Regions from separate parts of the Homo sapiens genome. Here region 2 is linked to region 1. Evidence: chromatin loops called from intact Hi-C (ENCODE). Cell type or tissue: mesothelial cell of epicardium. All regions are shown on one strand. Region 1 overlaps TLE1 (TLE family member 1, transcriptional corepressor). Region 2 overlaps LOC107987087 (a long non-coding RNA gene).

What was found. A loop is a pair of places that touch in the nucleus more often than their neighbours do. Peaks named below come from ENCODE experiments on the same cell type or tissue, not always from the same donor. Only the 100,000 strongest peaks of a DNase experiment are listed, where the experiment ranks them.
Region 2: a loop joins it to region 1, with 8 times the contacts of the local background. A loop is called at or near these places in 1 of 110 quality-filtered maps.

Annotation. Positions count from the first base shown.
Region 1 is chr9:81,669,352-81,674,351 of GRCh38, forward strand. The region is part of intron 4 of TLE1 (TLE family member 1, transcriptional corepressor); the gene reads right to left. Among named protein-coding and RNA genes, the nearest start is that of TLE1, 18 kb to the right of the region's middle. RefSeq lists an enhancer at 4,023-4,317. In mesothelial cell of epicardium, no CTCF peak of the experiment used is centred here; a DNase peak (open chromatin) is centred at 2,659.
Region 2 is chr9:82,551,830-82,556,829 of GRCh38, forward strand. The region is part of intron 2 of LOC107987087 (a long non-coding RNA gene); the gene reads left to right. The region is part of intron 3 of LOC105376110 (a long non-coding RNA gene); the gene reads right to left. Among named protein-coding and RNA genes, the nearest start is that of RASEF, 510 kb to the right of the region's middle. In mesothelial cell of epicardium, no CTCF peak of the experiment used is centred here; a DNase peak (open chromatin) is centred at 2,911.

The DNA of each region.
Region 1 (5,000 bases):
GCTGTTTTCAAATCCGTGGCACAAGCCAGGAACCAGTTAAACAATATATTAATGAGGGGAAATAACCTTCTAAGCCACAGACTAATGCTTATTCAGGTTTTAGATCATCAGCTGAAGTCTGGAACGCAATTTTCCAGTCTGCAAGCAGTACTGTAAAGTAGAAATTTTAACTAATACAGAGAATCATCTGCAGTGTAGGGGCATGTGCCAAAATCTCCTCACTTGTACATGCAAATATATGCATGCTTACACCTCCACCCTCCCCCCCCACACCAAAAGACATGCACACAAAGAGGAAGGGCAGTTCCAAAAACTGCGCATTGCTGCTAAATAAATCTTTTTTTCCCCAAGTGTCCAATTAAAGCTGCTTAATCATTATTTAGGCATTTCAATCCTTAGATACAAAATATTCTTGGGAACCCAGAGTCTAATCATCATTTAAGCCATAGAATAAATAAATGTTAATAACCCTGACTTTATACCAACGGTCCCCCTTTGCTGGTTTGGCCGAGCGACTTTTTAAAGATAATGTTGTACCACATATAAGTTTAGGCCCCCACAGTATATCAATGTCAAACAACATCGTGTCAAGCTAAGATTCAATTCAGGTAAGTGCCACTGCCAAATTTTCTTGTTCCCAGACGGGCTTTAAGATTATTTTATTGCTTAAAATTTAATTTGTTCCAACTCGTGTCTCCATGACAACGTTGGCCAACCCTGCAAATCATTTGGGTAATTGGATATCTTATCTTTCTATTGCTCTCAAATCGAATGATTCTGCTAGAATTGTAACAGCCAATCAAATTTACAGTCCTCCTGAGTAATAGACTTGGAAAAGTAGCCACATTCATCTCCTCTTTACAGCCATATTAACCAGTATGCGACAAACAGTAGAATCTGGTCTTCAAACTCTACTCCAAATTATAAATGGTGTCAATACCAATATTCTCACAATGCAAAGTCTACACAAAAGTCCCTTCCCTTTTTTTTTTGAGACAGAGTCTGGGTCTGTCGCCCAGGCTGGAGTGCAGTGGGGCAATCTTGGCTCACTGCAACCTCCGCCTCCCGGGCTCAAGTGATTCTTCTGCCTCAGCCTCCCTAGTAGCTGGGACTACAGGCGTGCGCCACTGTGCCCAGCTTATTTTTGTATTTTTAGTAGAGACGGGGTTTCACCATATTGGCCAGACTGGTCTCGAACTCCTGACCCTCCTGACACCTTGTGATCTGCCCACCTCAGCCTCCCAAAGTGCTGGGATTGCAGGCATGGCCACCTTTTATATTGCTTTGAGAAGCAACAATTGTTACTTATTCCTTATTAACTTTGAGCAATTTCAGCACTTTGAGAGTTCCAGAAGCTAATCAGAAAAAAAAAAATTAAAAAAAAAAAATCACAGCTTTTTTTGGGTATTTGATCTTGGATAAAATAATAACCCAAACAATGGCTGCATAAGATCAGTGATACACTGACATTGATCTGTCTGGGACCCTTTCGGTAGGTAAGCCATACTTAATAAATTAGTCAAGAAATAAGGATGGGCTGGGTGCCGTGGCTCATGCTGTTAATCCCAGCACTTTGGGAGGCCGAGGCAGATGGATCACCTGAGGTCAGGAGTTCGAGACCAGCCTGACCAACATGGCAAAACCCCATCTCTACTAAAAATCCAAAATTAGCTAGGCATGGTGGTGAGCACCTGTAATCCCAGCTACTTGGGAGGCTGAGACAGGAGAATAGCTTGAACCTGGGAGGCAATGACTGCGGTGAACTGAGATCACGCCACTGCACTGCAGCCTGGGCAACAGAGTGAGACTCTGTCTCAAAACAAAAAAGAAACAAGGATGAATACAGATTTAACAACCAGTTCAAAACTAATGTATTCTTAGGCTGGGTATGGTAGCAAATGCCTGTAATCCCAGCACTTTGGAAGGCTGAAGCGGGCGGATTGCTTGAGCCCTGGAGTTCAAGACCAGCCTGGGCAACATGGCGAAACCCTGTCTCTATTTAAGAAAAATGAAGGCCGGGCATGGTGGCTCATACCTGTAATCCTAGCACTTTGGGAGGCCAAGGTGGGCGGATCACAAGGTCAGGAGTTCAAGACCAGCCTGACCAACATGGTGAAACCCCACCTCTACTAAAAATACAAAAATTAGCAGGGCGTGGTGGCATGTGCCTGTAATCCCAGCTACTCGAGAGGCCAAGGCAGGAGAATCGCTTGAACCCGGGAGGCGAAGCTTGCAGTGAGCCAAGATTGCGCCACTACACTCCAACCTGGGCGACAGAGTGAGACTCCGTCTCAAAAAAAAAAAAGAAAAAAAATCTATATACTCAGAAAAATCCAGTCAGTATTTGAAACCTCCTTATACTTCCTCCTTATACTTCCATTTAATTCATAAATATCATAGCATCTAGGGTAGTCGATTATAAAATACAGATTTCTTATAAGATTCAAATGTCAGCAGTTCCCCTCCTAAGTTAGTGGTATGATTTTGGCCTTTGGTCAGCTAAAAAGTACAGAAGTTGGATACATTTCAATGGTCCAATTCCAATCTCCTCAGTAGCTGTGCAGAGACATTGGCTCTGAGGGAGCTCATGGCCCAAGCACTGTAAATGAGCCAGCCCACTTACAAATGGAAAAAGTTCTGGGACCCAGGCCAACTGGCAGGCTAGGGGGTTGTCAAGAACCTAGTGCTTCCCCTACAGATCCTCAGGGTGTCAGGGCCACTTCTCAAGCTAAGCAGAAAGAGCCATGAACGCGGAGCTTCTCAGCACACCCAGATCAGAAGGCGGCCAACTTTGGAGCTTGTTTGAGAGCAGGTACTGGCACAACTTGTCTGAACTGTGCCCTGCTTTATCTCAAATACTTACAAAGACACACAAGAAGTTTCTACTGCATTGTGCTTGGGATTAAGAGTAAACAGCCTAAACTTCCAGTTTGACCAATCCCAATGGCTCTGCCTTTCTCCCCTGCAATAAATTATTATTATTATTATTATTATTATTTGAGATGGAGTTTCACTCTTTTTGCCCAGGCTGGAGTGTGATGGTGCGATCTTGGCTCACTGCAACCTCCGCCTCCCAGGTTCAAGTGATTGTCCCGCCTCAGCCTCCCAACAATTTTTTTTTTTTTTGCTTCCCCAAATATTAGTACATCAGCAGCAGCTGTGAACCTTGACTGTCAACAAAAATCTCAAGCCCATGGAGTAGACGAAGAAAGACAGCACCACAACTACTCTACTCACAACTTTTGCACAGTACTTTACAGAGCAAAAAGAAAACTACATGCACACACTCCCCACAGGTGTACATATCCCTCATCAAAATGAAATTTTTTCTTTCTGTAACCAAGCAACAACTTGACCCTCTAATTCCATACCCTGCTTGTTTTCAAAATGACAAATTTTCCATGTTACATTCGAAAGAAAAACTCTGAAATATACCTCCTAGTCCTTATTCTGCCAAAACTTACTTTGATAGAATGAACCAAATCCTTTGTTGTTCTTCCATCCCTTTAAATGAAAAAACTCAACACAACTTTATTCTTACTGATAGTTACATTACTTAAAGCTATTGCCTTCCAAGGACACATTCTGCTGTTTGGCCAAAGTAAGACATTTTACTTAGACAATAAAGACTGCCAACAAGGCCGGACGCGGTGGCTCACGCCTGTAATCCCAGCACTTTGGGAGGCTGAGGGAGGCAGATTACTTGAGGTCAGGAGTTTGTGACCAGCCTGGCCAACATGGTGAAATCCCGACTCTACTAAAAATACAAAAATCAGCTGGGCATGGTGGTGCACGCCTGTAATCCCAGCTACTCGGGAGGCTGAGGCAACAGAATCGCTTGAACCTGGGAGGTGGAGGTTGCAGTGAACCAAGATTGCGCCATTGCACTCCAGCCTGGGGGACAAGAGCGAGACTTCATTTAAAAAAAAAAAAAAAAAAAAAACAGACTGCCAACAAGTCCTTTTTTTTTTTTCTCCTTTTAAGCCTAAAGATAAATGCTTATGATCTTAGAAGGAAAGAAATAAAACACGGTAATGGGAAAATCAGTTCAGAGGTAGGAAGGAAGCTGGGTTTGCAAAAACAAAACGGAAGTATCAGTGAAGCATGGCCTAGAAGTCCAAGAGCAGGGGTAGAGTTTTAAAGGGACTGCTATTTAGATCACAGCTATCCCTCAGAGCGCCCCCATGCCAGGAAACTACGCAACTGCTCCTGCATTTGGTAACTCACTTAATCTTGGTAATTACCCTATGGGGTAGGTGCTACTGTCATCCCCTAATCCCACTCACCTGTTTTCTCTTTTTCAAGGTGGAATAATTAGTATCCACACAAAGGGAGGCTGGGAAGGTTGACACGGGGAGGGGGCGGCTTCTGGCGGACCAATTCCTAGGGCACATGGGAGCTCCACGGATGGGGGCTATGACAACTCTAATGTTGTCATTGGAAAAGCTTACTGTAATAATAAACCCAAAAAGCCGACTTCTGAAAGCCAAAGAGCTGAGAAAGACAACTATGTGAGAATGGAGTGTGTACCTGTATCTGCAGGCTGCATGGGGCCTGGATGCCCTTTCTCCATCTGGTGGTCCATCCTTTATTCTCTCCATACCAGACCAAGACGCAGATCAATGTTAAGACCCTCTTTCCTAAACCGAAAGCAACCTTTTTATTTTCACTCACTAATCCATAGAGGCCTTTCAAATGGCACAAATAACGGTGGCTGCATTTTGTTCTCTAAATCAATTTTCTCCCCAGCCATCAACTAGATGTTCCCACACAGAGAAAGAACAGCCCTTCCCTTCTAATTCAAAAATCCATACTGCCATTGCCCTTGCAAACTGCTAAACAAGCAGTATCAGCAAGTCACTTGTGTTCTGTAATACATTTACTGCAAATCCCAATGGCTTGCCTTCTAATGCAGTTTTCTATTGTGTCTGTGCGTGTCAATACACTGGCTGGCCACTGTACTTATAAGAAGCTCTGACCAGCTGTTTGCTCAAGGCATC
Region 2 (5,000 bases), 880 kb after region 1:
GAACTGACAGCAGAATAGAATGCATCTCACAGAAGCAGGGTTTTCAAAAAATGCTGGAGGAATGATATTATGCAAAACTGGTTGAACAGCAGCCCCACCTCTTTGCCCCATGCTGGGAACACAGGCAGCTTCTCCTAGAGAAGATATCAGTAACTCACTGTCCTGAAGAAAGAGCCTCTAGGGAGACATGCAAGAAGTTGAGGATTTAGACAAAAAGAGATGCCATAAGTTGCCCAAAGTCACCAAACAAGGCACTATCAGGATTTTGCTCATATCCCTTTTTATGCAAGGTTCCAACATTTACTATAACCTGCAACTGTTCTACTGCAAGTAACTGCAATTATCTGCCAAGTGCTTTCTGTGACTGCAGGAATGTTCTCCCCACCCCCACCCTGCCCACACCTCACTCAGGGAAAATAGAATGGGTGGGGAGACTTATGGCCCTAGGATCAGCCCTTAACCAATGATGAAAGGAGATGGTGGGTACACGCCCCAAACTTCCATTGTCCCCAGATAGGAAAACTCTGAATTATATTCCATACAGTTTCCCACAGTCCCCAGAGGAACTGGGGACTGCATGCAGTGGTAACCTGCTCATTAATTTACCCTGCATTGGTCTCCTTCCCTTGCTGGTCTCATCTCTACTCTCTTAGCTTCATGGGACTGCGGTTGCCAGATAAAGGATACTCAAGTAAATTTGTAAATTCGAATTTCATATAAACAACAAGGTTTTGTGTGTGTGTGTGTGTGTATACCACAAGTTACCACAAATACTGCATGGAGTATAACACACTAAAAAATTGTTTATCTGAAATTCAAGTGTAGCTTAACTCCTGCATTTTTATTTGCCAAATCTGGCAATCCTATCTAGGATTGCTTTCCAAATAATCTACTTGTACTCCTATCCTTGCCTCAGGGTCCTCTTCTTATGGATCCTAGACTAAGACAGTTAACGGCTATCCTAGAGGGATACACTTTGAAGAAGAAAAATCTCTGAGAACAAACTTCAGAGGCAGCATTCTACTGCAACATCCAAATCAGATTAAAATTATAAAGGGCTATTGTTCTAATGCTGGCAATAAACTAAAATTACCAGGAAAAGGCTATGAACCCAGCCTCAGCACATTTTGCCTGATTTGTAGAAGCCATCACCTCATCAGGAAAACACCTGTTATTCACTCACCTTTATTAACTCGATGCCAAGTATCATTAGTACAGCTATGCTATGATAATGCTCTATTCATTCTATCAGCAAATGCCCTAAATGTCTATCACTGGAGTACAGCCTCTGTTTCAATAAAATACCATAACTAAATATGAAAAAGGGAGGCCATGCATCCCTGGTACTCGCCCTGACCCAGTACTTTCCAATAATAAATTGGGCTTGATTACATCAGGGCTGGGGATCCCAGATGATTATTTTTAATGAACTTTCAAACTGACACTTGTCTGTTAATAATTTAGTTAAAATCCCAATGTTTGCTTGCTGCTGTTCCTCTCGAGAGACCCCTCTGCAAATTCTGGGTAGGAACTACTTCACCCATCTACCTAATACCACCCTCACCATTTTCCAAGCTTTGCTAAGCCCTGGTTCCTTATTTCCATGAAATCCTCCAAACCTTGATGGAGATACGGTTTCATTTCTCATCCTTGTAAAAATAAGTCTTTCAGAGCACCTTTATCTCCTCAACATGTTTGGTGATTCCTTTGTCTTGAATTTCAGTAGCAGAAGTTCAAGTTATTACTTTTGTACGTGTGCAGCAAATAGAAATTGTTGGTGCTAATGGGAGCTTATGTTCAATTCAAGTATAAAAGTTGTTCAAGTATCAAACAAAACTGTTGGTTTATGAGTGTTAGTAACTTCTCTGAATATTCAAAATGATGTCCCATCAGTGCTATCTAATTTGGGCATTCACATGATCATTATTTTAATATAACACCAGCCTCTTTCATCTCAGTAATAGATAGCGCCAGACTGTGGCAGTATCAGCAAACCTGAGGGCTGCCAACAGCTCTTGAGTCACTGGGGAATGCTAGTGAAGTTCACTTTAAAGAAAATGATCCTCACTTTTCCATGCATTCACAGGCTTCCTTTTGATTTTCGTGTTGAGCCTATTGACTTCAAAGTATCCTTTCAGGATCACTCAGAAGGCCAGAGACTCATCCGTGTTCTGATTCCTTGACTTTGCTCCATGCTCAGCATTTGTTTGAAATCTGCGGGGTGCCTGGCTAGAAGAATCTCAATAGGTGGCAAGGAGAGACAAGTGTCTGGTCTCAAACCTTCTTTCTGGAATGATTACAAAACCAAGTCGAGACAGGGGAACTGGGTATCATCTTGCCAATGAGTCATCTTCCGAAAATGAGTAATCAGATGCAGCATGGCAGGAGAATGGCTACAAAGGAAGGCCCGTTGTATAGGGTGCTTACACCTCCCTCCACTGCCTGTGCAAGCTTCACCATTTTGAAATCTCAGAAAATTGGACCTACACTATAATTTGAAGGAAAATAATCTTCCGATTCACAAATTATTAAATTACGTGGGTATAAATGAGAAGTCAATATCGATGAAGACAGCTATCTTTAGTCTCATATTCCTAATTGCAGCTCAGGATTTTCCCTATGGAATGAATGGATGAATAAAAGAAACCCCTCCCAGAAGAGCCCTAAGGATTCTAAAAAGATGCACAGAGTTGCATAGAGATTCCTCTATCTGGCTCATTCTGAAGCCAGCATTGTTCTAATAATGGGAACCAGATGGCTTATCAACGTAAAATTCAGCCCAGTATGTAACTTCATGTAACCATAGTCCTGCTGTCTGTCCCCTTTCTTTGGTCCATATGGTTGACTCTAAAATATACTTGACCATGATACAAAAACATAGAAGGATCACGTGGGTGGCCACAGTGATGAAATATTCCAGGCTTTGCATCCCACCCATGACAAAGGACTTGCCGGCCAGTCATTTGCCTCTAATTCAGCTTTGTAATTATTTTCACTTAACTATTAAACACATTCTGAACAATTTTTACATCATTTGCAGTCTAGACTATGCTTAGATGAAATAAGATCAAATGGCTGAAACATACAGAAATTCAGACAAAGCAGGAATTTATCATTCTCTGGGATTAAGCTACTTGGTTGTTTCATGAAACTGAACAGTCCATTTTTTTAAATTAGTTTCTATTTTCACAAACTGATTTTATCACTTGAACCCAGCCGGGTGCACCAATGTTTGCCAAGATGAAAGCTTTTTCACAATGCTAATGTCCTCAGACCACATATTTGAATTCTTCATGCTGTCACACTTTCATAGGATTTTTGAAATAAGTAAGGTAAAAAAATAAGAATTCACAGGCATCTCCCCCAAAGCTTTCTGGGACCCCATGAAAGCAACTTGCCACTATTTGTAGATCACTCCTCAGAGTATGCTGGGAGCCAGCTGTTGATGTGCAGTTTTTCCAGAGACTGAAGATATGGGCCACATCATATTAATCTGGGCAATGACTCTTTTGAGCAAGTCCCAGATAAAGTTAGTGATTTGCAAAAGCTTTTATCAGTTGCTTGATGGCTTTTGCAGAGTGGAACACTACATGACCCATGTGATTTGTTTTCATTTACAAAGGTGCAGAGGCTTTGAATTTAAAAATGGAACGTTTTCTTCTCGTGCCAAACGTAAACAATTTAACATCCATTTCCTATCCAGCTATTTTACCAGTTCAAAAGAGTTTATACGAATCTTATCTGTATTGTATTTCCTGCTGATTGGCAGTGCCTCCTGCTTCAGCTGGGAAGCCAAAAATGTGCTGGCTCGGATTTGAACAGGAAAGGCCTAACAAAGAAAACTGGGAAATAAATGTAATGAGTGGTTACGGGGTGCTGAAAACTATACTTATCATTTCTTATTCTCGTGGAGTTGGTGCTGCCATATTGATTTATGCCTGGGAAGTCTTTTATGGAAACACACAACAAAAGCTTCAGATTATTTTGTCAACAAGAAAACACAGTTTACCATTTGTCTTCAAAGTCCCCATTTAGTCCTGATTTGAGTGGTTCCATATTCCTTGCTGCTGAGACTCCCTGAGCCCTGGAGGAGGTTTGCATTGGATACAGTAAATCTCCATAAAAGATAAAGGCCTCCAGAATGCCACAGAGCTTGTTTTCAAGGCCAGTTAAATAATTTGATAGGGACCATGAGGAGTCCAGAGAACAGAAAGTATGTGGCTATTTCAGGCCAACTTAGACTCAGTTTACTGGGCCCCTGAGACCAATTTTTTTCCTTCCAGAATGGAAAGACATTTATTGGGCCTATTGTTTGAAGGTCTTCAGTCTCTTTCTCACATTCAAAGCTTGGATGATTGGAAAGGAGAGAAGGAAAAGAACAAAAACAGCCGTCTAGACATCTCCTAGTGGAATATTACATTTATAAACCATTTTCCTTGCCTTGTCTTAACAATACATTATGAACTGAGATAAAAAGATCATAAACTTGTGTTCTATTGTAAAGAGGTCCGGCAAGAGTTATGGTTTTCTTGAAAAAATCAACTATTAATTGTTACTTTGAGGTCACACGACCCAACAATTTCTATGAAAGGCCTTCAGCTGCCATTTCCAGTAATGTTCTCATTTGCCCTCAGCTTCCCCACCCCTACCCTACACTCCACCCCAATTTCCACTCCAATCTCAATACTCAATTTAATTGGGCTTACCAAGTATATGGGGAGTGCATTATTTTTTCGATACATACCCTGAGGTTCCTGTCAGTCAACCTCATGTCTGCCACTATCATCTAATTGTTGGATCCTTGTATTAAACATAAGACACAGTTTAAGGTAACTTTAGCACTGACTAAGGAGGAGCAGTGTGTGGACATGCTTTCTGAGGCTCTCTAGGCAAGATATGGTTGTAGTAAAAACAACACTACAGGCATCGCAGCTTCCAGTCCTTGGGTAAGCCACGTAACCTCTCTGAGCCTCCATTTACTCATCAATAAAACAAGAGCA